Linked DNA regions of Homo sapiens: region 1 is linked to region 2. A link is a loop called in an ENCODE intact Hi-C map of the cell type or tissue named here. Cell type or tissue: Caco-2. All regions are shown on one strand. Each heading gives the region's core, and the rest is flanking DNA. Links, peaks and the distances in the headings are about the cores only.

Region 1 (2,923 bases), core at 322-2,821, 72 kb before region 2:
CTGCCCCCATGATTCAATTACCTCCCACCAGTCCCTCCTACAACACAGCCAAACCATATCGTACTATGTCTCACATTGCTTACTTCATACATTTAAGAAGCTGTATAAATATTTTTAAAATAGTGACATGCAATGATACATTATAAACATAACATGTTGACTAAATTATTATTTACCTAGAGCAGTTGCCTCATTCTACACAGTGCTTTTTAATGCCAATAAATGTATTAATAAAATATTAAAGTCCAAATAATTTAAGCATAGAGTAAATCATATAATCCACTTTTATGTCAATTATTATAGTACCATTATAGTGGTGAGACGGCTACATCTATTTACAGATATCAAACTAGCTGATTATGCTTTGATGAGCTTTATTTTCAATTTTATACTTTATTAACTTAACTGCATTCACTCGGGCCTGCTAATCTAGCAAACTGATAAGAAAGGTGTGTTTAAAAAAACACTTTTCCATTTCTCAATCTTGTGGCAAAAAAATAAAAAATAAAAAAAAAAACAAAACACCTTTTAGCATACTCCTATTTTACCTAAGAAGGCTTCAAACCATCTTAATATTTATAATAGTTCCACTGTATTACATAAATAGCAGTTATCCAAAGAATTTTATCCTTAACTTTATAGAAGGCTATATTCTTGACAGAGATGCCTAAAACAAAAGTGACTTACTCTTAAAAAGAATGTTATGATGAAAGCCATGTTTTTAAGCAAGGGCCTGATGCCTAATTTTATGTAGAAATAATATAAATGCCATTTTAAACAACAGTTACATAAAAATCTTTCCAAAAGAACTAATAGGGTCGAGCACAGTGGCTCATGCCTGTAATCCTGATACTTTTGGGAGAACAAGGCAGGCGATCGCTTGGAGACCAGAAATTCGAGACTAGCCTGGTCAACATAGTGAAATACCATTTCCCGTAAAATTTTACTTAATTTAGCAGATAAAATTCCAAAGAAAATGTAGGAAGATCCTATCTTTCTCCTTCATAATTCAAGTTCATATTACATTGAAACAGATTAGAAGGTGATATTCATCAGGTCATGGATGAGTGTGATGTTGATCCTAGGAAAAAAGTTACAACTTACTTATCTAAATGGGCAGTATGGCATGGGTACTTAGAAGGAAGTGGTAACTTTTAGGAGAAAATATGAATTCACCAAAAAACTATGTCAGACTAAGGTCATTCTTTTCTTTGAAAGGGACCACGAAATTTTTGTAAATTTTGTTCACTATGCTACAAAGCATTTGATGATAAACAAAATCAGGGTTTCTGCCCTTTCCATGTAAGAGACCAAGGCTAATACAGTTCTAGGGTCTACCTTCACACCTCTGTGACAGGAAAGAAAGACCCTTCCCCACACCAGCTCCAGCAGAAACATCCCAAAAGAGGACTCTGGCCCAGTATGCATCAGGTTATGGATACTGTCAGAATGCCAGGTCTACTACCAGAAGGAAATGTGTGAAAAGATGCTGGTAAGTTAAAAATGAGAGCCAATACAATAACCAAAGGGTGTCAATTAATAGAAAGATTATAGTGGTGTAAACATACTGTTCTATACTCAGTCCTGTCCAATCAGTTTTTTAAGTTTGTTAGGAAAACATACAGAAGGAATAGTAATTAATTGTGCAGATCAAAAAGTTTCAGAGGGAAGAAGTAATGTGCCCAACCAAAAATAAGTATAAAGACCTGCACCCAGGTTTAAAAAAAAAAAAAAAAAAAAAAATTCAGGCTGGGCGCGGTAGCTCTCACCTGTAATCCCAGCACTTTGGGAGGCCGAGGTAGGCAGATCACCTGAGGTCAGGAGTTCAAGACCAGCCTGGCCAACATGGCGAAACCCCATTTCTCCTAAAAATACAAAAAAATTAGCTGGGTGTGGTGGCGGGTGCCTGTAATCCCAGCTACTCGGGAGGGTGAGGCAAGATAATCACTTGAACCCGGGAGTCGGAGGTTGCGGTAAGCCAAAATTGCACCACTGCACTCCAGCCTGGGTGACAGAGCAGGACTCCATCTCAAAAAAAAAAAAATCAAACACATCAAGGTGAGGAGGGGGAAAGAAGGGAAAACCATTGTGAAAGCTAAATACAAGTGAAAAATATTTGAGAGTCATAAAAATGAATGTAACTTCATGCTATTTTAATGAAAGCTTAACATCTTAGGATCTTTAATGAAAGCTTAGGACAAGGTAGGTCACAGTTCTCTGCTAGTGTGCCAGTGAGAAGACACTTTGAATGCCGAATTCCATTTAGCAATGCCTCTTTAAAAGGTGGAGAAATAAAGACTGTCATATTCAGGAAGCAGCAACTGAAAAAATACAGAAACCTAAAACCATGTCACATAAAACTAACTTAAGATACTTTCCAACTCTGAAAGTAAATGATTCTATCAATTGAAAAAGGCTTCCTTTGGGAGATTTTCATGGGTGTATCTGAGGAAATTAGGAAGGCTCGGGAGTTTTTAAGAAGCTAACAAAGGTATGTTTTGTTGTCCTTTTAGTTTTCTTTTAGCAAGCATAGAAATGAGAGCTACCTTTTATTTACTGAGCACTGGGTTAAAACGTTTTCTCCATTAATCCTCACTTAACTGCTGAGTGAGTGAGTAAATACTACTATCCCTGTTCTACTGAGGTTCAAAGAGGTTAAGTAAATTGACCAAGGTCACAGATCTGACAAACGGCCAAAGGAAAAATTGAACCTACATCTGACTCTAAAGACTATTCTTTAACACTATGCCAAACTACCTCCATAATAAAGATCAAGTAGCTGCACAAAAAAATGTTCATTTTTGCAAATTATAAAATACGTGCAAATTAAAATAATCTTTCAAGACTATTTTGCATCCGTAAAGTAGAAAAAAATTTAAATATCCCCTAATGATGAGTAGGTAATTAAGTCAGCATTCATTCA
Region 2 (2,923 bases), core at 163-2,662:
TCCCATATACTTTAAATGATTTCTGGATTATTTGTAGGGCCTAATACAATGCCTACACATCACTTTAGTCTCATGGTTTCAACACAGTGCTCAGCATGCTACAGATTCAAGTTTAGCCTTTTGGAACTTTCTGGACTTTTTTTTTCAGAATATTTTTAATCCTCGGTTTGTTGAATCCGTGGATGTGGAAACCACCAATATGAAAGGCTGTACTGCACTATAGTATATCATATAGTATGCCATACAAAAAATTTATAAGAATAACTAAAAATGTTTATCTATAAATTGAGGATTGGTATTTCCAAAAGATAAATACATCACCCTGACCATCTCCTTAGTGTTGAACTATTCCATTAAGAAACCAGGAGGACTGTCAGGGAGCAGAACATTCTACCAGAACACATAAGCCATTCATAATTGGAGCTCCTCCAGCATTTTCCCCATCCCTATTATCACTTTTCTATATCTTTTTTTTTGGTCTGGAGAAAATAATATTTGAATTTTTAAAATATAAAATAAAAAATTTCTTCTAGAGTGCACACAAAGAAAAATCCCAGTCCTCTGTGAGCATCCTCTTCTTTAGCTATTCACATAAAGACAAGACCTCTCAAGCCTCTGACCTTTATCTTCAAAGCCCAGTGTGAGTTGAAAAAGAGACATTATACTTTTTTGCACTCTAAATTCAGATAAGTTTGAACTATCTGCTTCATTTTAGTTCTGTTTAAAAGGAAGCTTCAGATGTTTATAATACAAAACATTTTAGGAGAAAAAACCCAAGTCCTCCATGTTTAGACATAAGGAGATCCTATCACACTTTAGATCCTTTACCATTTTAGAGTTTCTCAAATGTGAAGTCTTCCTCTCTCCACATCATTCAAGATAACACACCTTCTTTTTCAGATAAATCTAGAAATGGGTTATTTAACATTATTTCTCTTCTTGATCCTTATGAAGTGACTTCAAACAGATTAGTGTTGAAAGAATGCTGCCTCAGGATTAAGCAAGAGTACATGCCTGACTTAATCAAATAGAACCATCCACTGATAACCTCTGCCTCAGATTTAGAATCCCTTTCACCTGTCCCCTAGATGCTTTGATTATTTTTCAAATAATTCTGAAAATTTGCCAAATAATTTACTGGTAATAGTGGTAGGCGTGGAGCATGGGAGGGCTGGCAGGGAAAGTAAGTTGCTAAAATGTTCCTATGCAAAGTCCAGATCCTCTTCCAATCACAGGCTAGGAAGAATGTGATCAACAGCCTAAAACTCTCAATGAGGAGGGGGGAAGGGACTGCTCAGGACGAAGGGCAGGGGGAGCAGAGGTAAATTGATTGATCTTGTCTGGTAATCATGTTCCTTCCCACTCCCATGTTACACAATGAAGGGGGAAACAGTGCTGATTATCAAAGGAAGAATATATACAGCTGTGCTAGGTTCGGGAGTTTCCTATCACAACATAAGCTTGGTAAATATATGTGTGGGGGGATGTGTCTATCTATTTGTCTATTATTGATCTTCCTATTTACTGTCTGCCTACTTACTTATCAAAATGTAGCAATGAACTCTAAGTTTTACGTATATAATATATGCATATATATCACATAGTCCCCGAGACAGGCTTGAGGAGAGCTTGTCTATTTCCTCAATGGCAACAGGACTAATATAAAAGCTCCCAGTTGCTGCCAGCCAGTTCTTAAGGTCCTTAAGAGGGTCTCTCCTGAAAGGCAGGATTTGGCTCACACAATAGATGTCATTTGAATAGGGTGACCATATCAAGGTGCTTAAAATACACAGAATATGAAATAAGAACTCACGTTTAACTTTTGGCTGCCTTTCTAGGTATTCAAATGGGAAATGACATTAGATGTTAATGTCTGGACTCCTGGTCCCTGCAGGTGGGCATGGGAGAGTGAAGCTTGCCTGAAGCAATAGATTTGGAGGCTAAGGAGGTCCAAAGCCTAAGTCTTGGTTGAGGCAGCCTTGAGAAGCAACGTGTAGTTAGTATCAGCTGCAATGCTTTAGGTTGCAAGTGACAGCCCGGTGCAAAGTGATAGACGAGTGGTTAAGTCTACGGATTTTGAGCCAGCTCTAGATTCAACCCTAGCTTTATCCCTTAACTAGCTGTGTGACCTGGGCAAAATATTCAAGCTCCTTGTATCTTAGTTTTCTTGTGTGCAAAATGAGGAAAATAGTGAACTTGATAGGTTTCTTATAAGTTGTAAATACATGGATTTATTTAAGGTACTTGAAGAGTGCCCAAAACTTAGCTCAATGTATGTTAACAAGTAATAGAATTCTCTACTCAAACTGAGTCGAACATTTAGAAAATGTATTATATATTTCTCTTAACAGGAAGCCCAGAGGCAGAGTGGGCACCACAGTTGATTGACTGAGCAGGATGACATTGCCGCCATCTCTCCATTCTGCCATCCTAAATGGGGGCTTCGTTTTCAGGCTGGTAGTAAGATGGCTACAGAAGATCCTAACATCACATTATGAGATAGGATATGTTTCCTTCTGTGGCTTTCTTTTAAAAGAAAAGCGTTAAGTCTGGCACAGTGTCTCATGCCTGTAATCCCAGCACTTTGGGAGGCTGAGGCAAGAGGATCACTTGAGCCCAGTAGTTTGAGACCAGCCTGGGCAACATAGGGAGACCTCATCTCTACAAAAAAATTTAAAAATTAGCCAGGCATGGTAATGCATACCTGTGGCCCCAGCTGCTTGGGAGGCTGAGGCTGGAGAGTCACTTGAGCCCCGGAGGTCGAGGCTGCAGTGAGCCATGATGGCACCACTGTACTCCAGCCTGGGTTTCCTCCTTAGACTTCTAAATCCTCATTGGCCAGAATTGGTCTTTTGGCAAAGGGAGTGAATAAGTTTCCCTTAGACTGATCAATTTCACCTCTGGAGCTGGGGGTGGGATCAGC

What was found. Hi-C counts contacts between places; a loop is a spot of excess contacts. Peaks named below come from ENCODE experiments on the same cell type or tissue, not always from the same donor. Only the 100,000 strongest peaks of a DNase experiment are listed, where the experiment ranks them.
Region 1: it touches region 2 in a loop (5-fold over the local background); 5 of 110 quality-filtered maps call a loop at or near these places.

The regions. Positions count from the first base shown.
Region 1 is chr1:94,425,669-94,428,591 of GRCh38, reverse strand. All of the region lies in intron 1 of ABCD3 (ATP binding cassette subfamily D member 3), which reads right to left. Among named protein-coding and RNA genes, the nearest start is that of ABCD3, 8.7 kb to the right of the region's middle. In Caco-2, for the core only: no CTCF peak of the experiment used is centred there; no DNase peak of the experiment used is centred there; H3K4me3 peaks cover 267 bases.
Region 2 is chr1:94,354,003-94,356,925 of GRCh38, reverse strand. No RefSeq gene overlaps it. Among named protein-coding and RNA genes, the nearest start is that of ABCD3, 63 kb to the left of the region's middle. In Caco-2, for the core only: no CTCF peak of the experiment used is centred there; a DNase peak (open chromatin) is centred at 1,275.